3 separate regions of the Homo sapiens genome follow, and all the other regions are linked to region 1. A link is a contact called in ENCODE Hi-C or POLR2A ChIA-PET data. All regions are on one chromosome and are shown on one strand. The core of a region is the stretch at or near the end of the contact, and the rest is flanking DNA. Distances in the headings are between cores, read along the strand shown.

What was found. Hi-C counts contacts between places; a loop is a spot of excess contacts on that map. ChIA-PET counts read pairs that join two places held with the same protein, here RNA polymerase II (POLR2A). Pooled maps may share reads with other maps.
Region 2: a map of CD8-positive, alpha-beta T cell shows a loop between it and region 1 (4-fold over the local background). The contact joins the enhancer-like site here to the promoter of RNF38 in region 1. A Hi-C loop is called at or near these places in 2 of 168 maps with a recorded cell type or tissue (CD8-positive, alpha-beta T cell and naive thymus-derived CD4-positive, alpha-beta T cell) and 2 of 50 pooled maps. POLR2A ChIA-PET finds 5 or more read pairs at or near these places in 1 of 52 experiments (OCI-LY7).
Region 3: a loop to region 1 is called in a map of CD4-positive, alpha-beta memory T cell, with 3 times the contacts of the local background. The contact joins the promoter of HINT2 here to the promoter of RNF38 in region 1. A Hi-C loop is called at or near these places in 2 of 168 maps with a recorded cell type or tissue (CD4-positive, alpha-beta memory T cell and naive thymus-derived CD4-positive, alpha-beta T cell), 1 of 37 single-sample maps with no recorded cell type and 9 of 50 pooled maps.

The regions. Positions count from the first base shown.
Region 1 is chr9:36,398,674-36,402,073 of GRCh38, reverse strand. RNF38 (ring finger protein 38) reads left to right here and starts at 1,805. Exons shown (of 12, transcript NM_022781.5): 1 at 1,805-1,977. The coding sequence starts at 1,966. LOC124902152 (a long non-coding RNA gene) reads left to right here. Exons shown (of 2, transcript XR_007061475.1): 1 at 1-180; 2 at 489-609. RefSeq lists silencers at 746-1,205, 1,236-1,565 and an enhancer at 1,776-1,845.
Region 2 is chr9:37,144,842-37,148,241 of GRCh38, reverse strand. All of the region lies in intron 2 of ZCCHC7 (zinc finger CCHC-type containing 7), which reads right to left. Among named protein-coding and RNA genes, the nearest start is that of ZCCHC7, 26 kb to the right of the region's middle. Within about 2 kb of position 1,666, at least 8 of the 41 ENCODE cell types and tissues checked have a DNase peak (open chromatin) inside an H3K27ac peak, as active enhancers do; they include CD8-positive, alpha-beta T cell and OCI-LY7, where a contact is called at or near this core.
Region 3 is chr9:35,813,415-35,816,814 of GRCh38, reverse strand. It overlaps HINT2 (histidine triad nucleotide binding protein 2), which reads left to right and starts at 1,773. Exons shown (of 5, transcript NM_032593.3): 1 at 1,773-1,916; 2 at 3,031-3,171; 3 at 3,266-3,370. The coding sequence starts at 1,836. FAM221B (family with sequence similarity 221 member B) reads left to right here. Exons shown (of 7, transcript NM_001012446.4): 7 at 1-424. RefSeq lists silencers at 1,131-1,310, 1,641-1,960 and an enhancer at 1,401-1,580.

The sequences.
Region 1 (3,400 bases), core at 556-3,055:
CAGAGTCTGGGTGCTCAGTCTGATATGGGAGACAAGTGTACATAAATAATTACCATATAGTGTTGTTCATAAAGAGAATGTCCAAGGTCCAGAAGGTCCTGAAACAACATTTACTCTGATTTCCCCCATTTTCTACTGGTTGCAGCTGAGGCCCAGAGAGGGAAAGAGAGACTGGTTTAAGTAATGCCAAAAGAACTAGAACTTGAAAACCCGAGTTTTCTGTTGACTGGTCCTTAATAATTTTACTCTACCACCCTAAAATATGATCACCATCCTTGCGGGAAACATCTAATTTCTGCTTTAAAAAGTCCACCCCTTCCATGATGTCCTCTTGACTGCCCTCTCTCCTTAAGTCTGATACCACTTTACTATTTTTTCCTTGTATGGATTGTGCTTTTGTGGAAATTTTTATTTTCTCTCTTGTATCGTGATTATCAGGACAGGAGCCAAGCCGGCTTCAATCTTTGTTCTTATTTCCCCTCCCCAAGCGACATCTGAGCAACTGTCACACTTAAGGAAGCCTCGGACAAGTTGGGTTCGAACCTGTTGGCTTGCTGCATTGAGAGACACCTTTGTGTACTGCAATAAAAATTCTTACTTTTCGGGCCACGTGAATGCATTTATGCTGTAAGAACTACGTGAGGTCAGTTACTGTTTGATTGCGGAGTTTTGTAGGTAGGAGGCACGGAACAGTAGCAACAATTTACTAAGAGAAAATCTATAGGAATTGGAACAGGGCCCTGCGGTCCGCAGGGCAGCGGGGGGCGGGCTGGGGCGGGGCTGCGCAGTGGTGCTGCGCGCGGAGCTCTGTTGCCGGAACTGGTCCGAGTCGTGCGCCGGGCCGCGCGCAGCCCCGCCCCGCCCCGCCCCGCCCCCTTCCCCCTCGGGGTGGAAACAAAGGGGGTTCGGCGCGCGGTGCGGAGCCTGGGGGAAAAGGGAGGAGCGCTCCGGTGGTCTGGCGCGCTGGGCTCGCTAGGTTTGTGCTGGCGAGGGGACGGGGTGGGACGGGCGACCCGGACCCAAGAAGTGGGAGGACCGCGCGTGTCGCGGCCTAGCGGCGAGGGGAGTCGCCTGCGCGCGCAGCGGAGGCCAGTGCGCCGGCGCATAGGGAGCCCGGGTCTGTGATCGCCGAGGCGGGGTGAGGCGGGGTGCGGCGGGGCGCGGCGGGGCGGGGAGGGGCGTGGCCGGGCCGGGCCCCTAGTGCGGTGTTGCGGGACGGGGCCGAGGCCCGGTCGGTTGGGGCGTGGGGGCGGAGAGGATGGAGCCTCCGAGGCGTTAGGCGACTCTGTCATCTCTGGGCGTGCAGCCGTCGTTTCCTGGCGCGGCCCGTGTGATGGTGCCGGGAGGAAGGAAGCGCAGTGACAGTGCCTAAGTTGGAGCCGGGGTTCCGGGGGTGAGGAGGCCCGCGGACGGCGGATCTGGCGAGCTGGCCGCGGGCTGGGCGAGCAGTCACAATAGGAGGCGGCGGCCCAGCGAGGATCCGCGGGAGCTGCCCGGCAGGGCGGAGCCTCCCCTCGCAGGTACTGGCCGCCGCGGCCGTTGGCTGCAGCGCGAGGGCGGGACGGGCTGCGGGCCGTTGAGAGCCTGCGGGGCCGCGCCCGAGTCTTGGGCTAAGGTTTGCCTCGGCCGCCCGGCGCTCTTTGTTCCCGCGGTGGCGAGGAGGCGCGGTCTCAGCTCGCGGAGCCGCCGGCCCGCTGCCCGGCAGATGGCCTCGCTCTCTCGCTCCCTCCCTTTTTGCCGAGACGCAGGTGAAATGATGTCACCCAGGAGAACGCGGAACCCGGTCGAAAGGGTCCTCTCTGGCGTCCTTCTGCTTCCGTGGGTTTCTGGATAGGCTGCGTTTTGTTCTCAGGGGATGCAAGTTCTTCCTTTCAGGGTTGAAGCGTGAGAGAGGTTGGTTTTTGAAACGGGAGTGTTTCAGGTTATTGAGGTCCAAAAAGAAATAAAGTTTTTGTTTACGTCTGTATGGCTTGTAAGGTAAAGTATTTTTCTTTGTGTTGCAAAAATGATATATGCTATTATTCAGTAAAAGTTGGGTATGCTAATTCTACCGTAAGTAGAAACACACACATGTAATTATTGCCACCATTATATGAATTGCCATTTCTTTTTTCTTAAGCGGTGGACTTAACGTATGAAAACTTAAATGTATACAAAGCTCATAATACAGTTGTTACCTTAGAGTTGCAAGTCTGCTGTATTCTGTTTGGCCTTGATTGCGAGTGTTGTTATACTTGAAAATTTACCGTAAATTTTTTTCAATAGCAAACAAACCTTGTATGTAGGCTTTAAAAAAAATTCCCTTTTATAGGGACAGTTGGAATCGAAGTAAAATTGTTCCTATCTTCAGGGAACACCGTCTAATGGAAGAAATAGAACTTTTGTAGAGATAATACGAAACCACATACATATAGATGTCAGATCAGGTGTGGGAAGCTGGGACACACTTGGAATAAAAAGATGAAATTTCTGACTGGAAGTTTACCTGGGAATTGTGTCACTTCAGATACTCCTTTCTCTGGGGTTTATAAATATATATTTATAATATATTTATTTATAATATGGTATTATATAATATATTATATATATTTATAATATGGTATATTTCACCTTTTGCAAACCTGCTAATCATACATTGTTCATTCAATTTTAAGTTGATTTTTATGATATTTCTGTAAGACTTATTTCTAAGAGATTTGAAGGCCTTAGCGCCTATAGTTGAATAAGTTCTGCCACAGACTCGTCATGTGGGCCTCAGGCTCTCATCTGTAAAATATAAAAAAAGTTGGACTTAAATAATCTGTGGGTTTTCCACCTCTGACTTCGTCTGTGATTCTAGAAGGTAGTTCGTATTTCCATACTTGTTGGGCTTTATATGCCCATCTTGTTTTTATAGTTAAATTGTCAAGTATTACTCTGGGTGAATATTGAGGAGAATTTTCTCTACTAAAATAACCTAATTTTTGATGAAGAGTAAACAAGATGGCATAGTCAGACATAACTGACTGTTAGCATCATAATGTAGAGTGTAGATCTGTTGTCTCTCTGCCAACAGCATTGGATGAGGCTTTTAATTCATGTTACATTCCTAGGCTGTTTCTGTTTGTGCTCACTTTCTTTTTTTGAGGCTGTGAGTGGAAAGTGTGGGTGAGAAATTCTTATGATAAAAGTTTCTGAAATGATTAGGTACTTGCTCAGTATGGAAAGATTATTGGTCAAGATTATGTCTTCTAGTTTATTCCACCTATTTCTCTGTACTACCTCTAGTTTGGTTTAGGCCACCACCATTTTGTAATTCATCTTGCTGGAAAGGTAGTTCTTAATTAGTCTTGATTGTTGCGTTGTGTTTGTTTTGGTTTTCCTGCTAAGAAAACATGTCAGACAGTTTTCACTTCCATTT
Region 2 (3,400 bases), core at 417-2,916, 750 kb before region 1:
CACAGTGATTCACAAAAGGCCCTAGTTATTGTTGGCTAAATGAATACATATCAAATATATATTTTTGGCTATTATTTGCTGTCTCTGATTATCTATGCCTTTGTTCCCAATCAGTATCACAGAAAACCAAAAGCTTACAAATCTTTCAATTCAATGTCTACAATATACCTATAAAGTTAAAACAACAATAATACTGACAGATGCAAGTATAGATTCTTTTTTCTTCCTCAACATGAAAAAACAATTACTGACAGGATACCAGGTAAAAGTCAGCAAAAAATACAGGAATAGACATCATTATCACCAGTGCTCTTACAGAGCATCTTTATAAAATGGAGGCAAAAACTCCCTTTCAATCAACCTCCAATATGTTATAATGTAGATTTTTTTAAAAATGCAATGCTAATAAAAATTAGTTGATAAGTATTTTTCATTCAAAAGCCACAAATGTTTGATCTGCATTAAAAAGCTATTAAAAAATCAATTCTAACTTACAATTTACTCAAATACCAGTGGTTTCTTAGATGCTAATAATAAAGCACTATATGAGCTATTACTTTTATTCCTAATATGATTGACATATCTTTTATGAAAGAAAGTCATGTGCACTGCAGGAAATTTAAAAGCCCAAAATGTTAAAGCTCTGAATATAAAATTTAACTAGCAGACTGACTGAAATACTAGATCTCTATTTTTATTCTATTCACTCTTCACTCACCTTCCATTTATTTTCTTGGGATTTGTTTTTTCCCCCCACTCTTATTTTTAATTTTATGGAATAATAAGATACACCCACCTATAGCTCTACATCAGCCAATATTAGACACTTTCAAAACAGCTTGCTTGCTTTATCTCTCTTTCTGTATTTGCTAGGTATTACCTGGTTAGACAGAAAAACAAAGCATTAAATGAAAGTGGTTTTTATGGGACAAAATGTTTTTCCATTACATTACAATGTCTATTATCCTAGTGGTCTTAAAATGAAACTATATTATATTCCTAAACTTCCCTTCAACTGTTTTTGAAGTAGCATAATTTGGAGGTGTTTGGGTAGAAATTATCGGGGCTAACTTTTTAATATTGCAATTATTTATTAAATTGATATATATAATTCAATTGTTTACAACAGTTACTATCATATGAAAGATACTATAGAAACAGAAGTCCTAATGAATTATCTTTGGGATAGCCTGGTCTTCACCTATACTTACTACTGTTATTTGAATGTTAATTTCTGGACCTACTCTATTAGATAGCTAAAGTTAATTAATTCAACTTTAAGTTAAGAGAGAAGATACAAATAGTTGATGTTATTCCCTATGTTTTTAAAATATAAGGTCAATCAATATAAGTACCCACAAATTTTAAATTATTTAAATTATATGAGCATCTGACACTGAGGCAGATTTTCAACTTAACATCTATTTACTTCTTTCAGCTTCCACTGAAGTCAAACACCAAGTAATGAGAAGAGAAACAAAATTTTTAAATCTGTCCTTATCATATTACAAGCACATTAAAGACTTCTCTCTTATTTTCCAAAGAGCTTGAGAAAATGTTGAGCAGCAAAAACTGCATTATTCTCTCAAAAGAAACTACTTTCCTTTTTGATAAACAGTAAACCACATGAGGAAGTTACCACTGAATTACTTCCTGTTACTTGAAAATGTTCTAACTAATACAGCTACCACACGTTTTTAGTTTTTAAAACGAGGGTGGGATAAGTAAAGGGAGGCTTAATTATTAGACAATAATAAAGCAGGCCTAATTTACCATATGGCCAAGACAGCCATTTTTCATTTGGAGGATCTAAGTCCTTTTCAAATTATAATGAAAGAAAAATGTAGAACAATCAAACATGCAGACTTTGTAGAAAAGTGTTTCCTCAGAAAATTGGATACACAAATATCAGAAAGCAAGGGCCATCCATTCATTATGCCTGAAACCAAAGGAGGAAAAAAGCCTACATACAGAATCTGTAAGCTTCATAACTATTGGGATCGTCAAATTTTTAATATTCAATTCCATAATAAATTATTCTAGGTACCAAAAAACTACAGCAGTAAGCAAAGGACTTAATACAATGATATAATCTAAATAAGGTAAATAAGGTACACCAAAAACTCTGAGATAAATGAAGCAACTCTCGAAGAATGAGTTAAAATAGTAATCGCACTTGCTTAAATTAGTATTTATCATTTCTAATGTTTAAAATAAATAAAATACCAAGTCTGAATCAGCCTACAGGTATATTCACTTAAAGATGAATGAATGTGAAAATGTGTGTTCTACACACTTCAACAAGATATAAGACCTACTGTCCAAGATAATTATCCACTAGCAAAATAATTCCTATTTTAATTTTGGGTTATATTCCTTGCTTTTAACAGATCAGCATCTCCAATTCAATTTATAGGAACAATTTTTGTTCAAAATTTAACTGAGGCATCTCAATCTATTAAACGAGGAATATTACTCAATTGAACACTGATTTTAATAAGAATTTTTTTAAGTTAAGGATCTAAAGCAACTACCAATCTAATAAGTAGTTTTAAAAGTTGGGTATGCTCCTATTTTCTGAACTCAAGCAAGTTTGCATTTTTACTTATTTATAATAGCATAAAGAATCAACTTTTAGGCTGCCTCCTTTTCAATTAAGGCTTGTTTACACCTGACAACTATCTTTATCCCAGAACTCTAATGTTCTGCTTTTAATAGCTCAATCTATGTTTCTATCCTAGAAACTGAAAAGGTTTTTTAATTTTGGAGCTTTTTGGTATGTGCCCCTTCTGAACGATAATTACATATTCACAGCAAACTAAATACAATCTTAAGAAGTATGTACAAGAATCTGAAGTAGACTTCTAGAAACATAAAAGTATTATTTGATATAATAAAGACAGTCTGTTTTTCAGATTAAAAAAATACAACAGGAAAAGGAAAATTTTAAACAATTTACTTAATTTTGCCAATTTTCAACATGGTCCCTTTTTTAATCAAGGTCTACATATTTGAAAAGTTGACTATTAAAATTCTTAATGAATTTAAAAGTACTGCTGTTAAAACTTCCCTTTAGCCCATTCAGCCCCTTAACTAATCAAACAAAGAAACAAATATTACAAGACGAAGGCTGACAAAAAATCATAATGAACCTCTCAGATGAGAAACTAATTGGTACTAAGTACACAATGGCTTACATTTAATCCTGTTAATAACCACACAAAAAAAGAAATGAAAGACTCACTTTTCAGTCATCTCTCTGGACCACTGGGCTAAAATAACAGCATGACTAAATCTGACATTGACCCCGTGGCCCTGCTAGGAGTTAAAAGAATTCCTTTGAGTCTTCTGAGGCCTGTTTTCAACTGCTCCAGAAGGGGTGGGCTAGGCATACACACTT
Region 3 (3,400 bases), core at 524-3,023, 590 kb after region 1:
CTGGACTGCTAGGATCCCTGGGGAAAATCACAGAATCAAATGTCTGCCCTTTAGAGGAGAAAGGATTTTCTAACAATAATATAGCTATACAAAAGAGATTGTTATATCTCTAGAAGCAAAGTTCCCCAACAGTGGTTATATGCCCCATGATAACCATTCACCTAAAACTAATTCAACTAATAGTCAACAATAGAGTTAGGATTACTATGATAAACTCATTGAAGGAAATAATAAGCAGCCAATACAAACTATATTTACGTAGACTGTAAAAATATGAAAAATTGATTACACATGGGTTAGTATCATATGCAATACATATTACATATTATGAAAAAAAGACAGGAAACACCAAATGTTATTCATTCAACAATTACTGACCACCTATATGTATCAGGTCATGTGTTTAAAAAAAAAAAAAAGAAAAAAAGAAAAACCAAAGAAACAGTGGTAACTTGTCCTATGTGATATCAGACTAAAACTTACCTAGCGTCTGAGAATATTAGTATTTTGTGACCCCACGTTTCTTATGTCAAAAATATATATTCCAGCAGTGCAAACCTGACTTATTGGTGCCTCATACCTGTAATCCCAGCACCTTGGGAGGCCGAGGCAGGAGGATCACGAGGTCAGGAGATCGAGACCATCCTGGCTAACACGGTGAAACCCCGTCTCTAATAAAAATACAAAAAATTAGCCGGGCGTGGTGGCGGGTGCCTGTAGTCCCAGCTACTCGGGAGGCTGAGGCAGGAGAATGGCGTGAACTCGGGAGGCGGAGCTTGCAGTGAGCCGAGATCGCGCCACTGCACTCCAGCCTGGGCGACAGAGCGAGACTCCGTCTCAAAAAAAAAAAAAAAGAAAAAAGAAAAAAAGAAAAAAAAAGAAAACACCAGGCACCGAGCTAACTGTATCACACACCTTTTCCGATTAGAAAAGAACAATGAATACATACTCCTTTGCTTATTATAATTCTTGTGCGGCAAATATAGGACACTCTTATCTCCTCCTGCTCAAAAAAAAAAAATGCAAAAACCACAGACTTTTTAATCTATGGAGTGAATGCGTTAACAAGAACATAGAATTAAGGAAGAATTTCCCTTAGATAAGTACATTAAAATCTCCAAAATGCTCAAGGGACTGAAACTGCCCTTGTGGAGAAAATGCTGCGCATCAGCCCCGCCAGTTAAAACAAACAAACAAACACAAAAAAACACACCTCATCCCCGTTCACCTTTAGCCCCACCCCGGGTGGTTCTTGGAGCCAATAAGCGCCGGATGCCCTCAGAGCCCCGCCCTCCTCCTGGCCAAAGCGGTGAGAGGGTCTAAAACAGCCCTTTCTGCAGCAGGTGGCGGAGCCCCGCCCCCTTCTCCCCGCGCACCAATAGGAACCAGACCTGAAGAGGACGAACCAAGAACGAAAAGAACCACCCACTCGGGAGCCGCAACCTAGAAGCCAGAGTTGTGTATCAGATTCAACTAGGAGAAAATCCCACCTCCAGGCTCCATTAATCCTTCCAATGGAGTGGAAGTTTCTCTCACAGAGAAACTAGTAAGGGGATCCAATGGGAAAAGAACGTTCACACGGACTAGAAGACGAAACCAATGGAATGGAAAATTGTCCTCGCGTTGGTAGAAGCAGCCAATGAGATGAAAAGAGCCCGCCTCCAAAGTGGCTGCAGAGGCAATGGGGTGAATCGTGCTCAGAGGCGCGCTCCAATGGGGTAGCAGGGCTCGCCCGGCCGCCACTACCCCGCTTCCCCGCGCCCGGAGTCCCCACCCACGGCCGGCCGCGGAGCCGAGTGCTGACCCGGGTGAGAGGTTCCCGCGGCTCAGGGAAGATGGCGGCAGCCGTGGTGCTGGCTGCTGGGTTGCGCGCGGCGCGCAGAGCCGTGGCGGCCACGGGGGTGCGCGGGGGGCAGGTGAGAAGTGGCGCGGGAGCGAGTAGGGGGTCCTGCGGGCTCCGAAGCCATCCGGGGCCAGGGGGTCCCGAAGGCGCGCAGAGCCGCGCAGAGCTCCTGCCTGTGGCCTCTGCCCCTCCGAGGCACAAGCTCCGGGGCTGTGTGGTGAGGTCGAACTGGTGGCTCCGGAGAACGAGCTGGTGCTGATTCCCGCCCTGCGCAGGCCGGGGCGCCGAGGTCGGGACAGGGTCAGTGCAGCGGCTGCCGCCTTCTTTCCACTGCCTGCAGCCCAGCTGGCCCGATGCCCCCTGCAGGAAATGAGCTTTCTCTTCTTGGAGCCAGTGCTCTGCCCTCCTCAGGCTTCTGGCCTCCTAATGAGCACTAGTGTTAACCTCTCTTCTGCACTTGCCAGAAGCGGCTCGGAGGTCAGAGAATTCATTCCGTCCCGTTCTCCCCCAACGTGATGCAATGACATCAGCCTTCTCTGAATCCCTTACCCGAAGTTCCCTGGGGCTAGGGGAGCAGAGGTCACTTAGCTGAACTCTTACCTCCACTCATTCAAGGGACAAGAGTTAAAATTCACAGAGTCACATGTGACACCCAGATGAGGGGTCAACTAGTGTCAAACAGGGCGATTGCATTAAAACTTAAATAAAACAGGCGACAAGGCTTAAAGATCAGAAAACAAGTAACGGAAATAAGTGGAAATGTACTAACAAGGTGAGAGTGGAAAGAGATTCAAGCCATCGCAAGAGATTATGGAAACCATCCCTTTATTTTATATTAGAAGCTGAGAGAAGGAATTTATCTGAGGTAATTCAGTGGTATGGTAAGGTAGGAACTGAGACCAAAATCCCCAGTCTCTCATTCTAGATCCTTTCCCTAAACAGTGCTATATTTCGTGGACACATGAGCAGGAATCAATTGCACTGCTGAATCCTGATAATAATACCGCCTGTTATCTAACCAGGTCCAGCACCTTCTGGCCCTACCCTTTGCTGCTGGTGCTCTGAAATTCAGGAACTTTCCTCCTGGGTGGGAACGATGAATAGGTTATTAGAAGGACGAAATTAACAACTATCAGAGCCCAGCTTCTGCCAGCTCCCTCCTTTGAATATGGTCGATCCACCTTCAGGTCCGAGGAGCTGCAGGTGTGACTGATGGGAATGAAGTGGCCAAGGCCCAGCAGGCAACTCCTGGGGGAGCAGCCCCAACCATCTTCTCCCGGATCCTGGACAAGAGCCTCCCAGCTGACATTCTCTATGAGGACCAGCAGGTGGGGTGCTCTTAGGACCTATCCCCTTAGGAATGTTGTAGATACCATCCAACCTGTTGAAGTAACGTGGCCTCTGGCCTGTCACTTCCCCCAGTGTCTTGTGTTCCGTGATGTGGCCCCTCAGGCTCCTGTGCACTTCCTGGTCATTCCTAAGAAGCCCATTCCTCGGATTAGCCAGGCTGAAGAAGAAGACCAGCAGGTGGGAAGAACAGGGCCAGGGTTTGGCTGG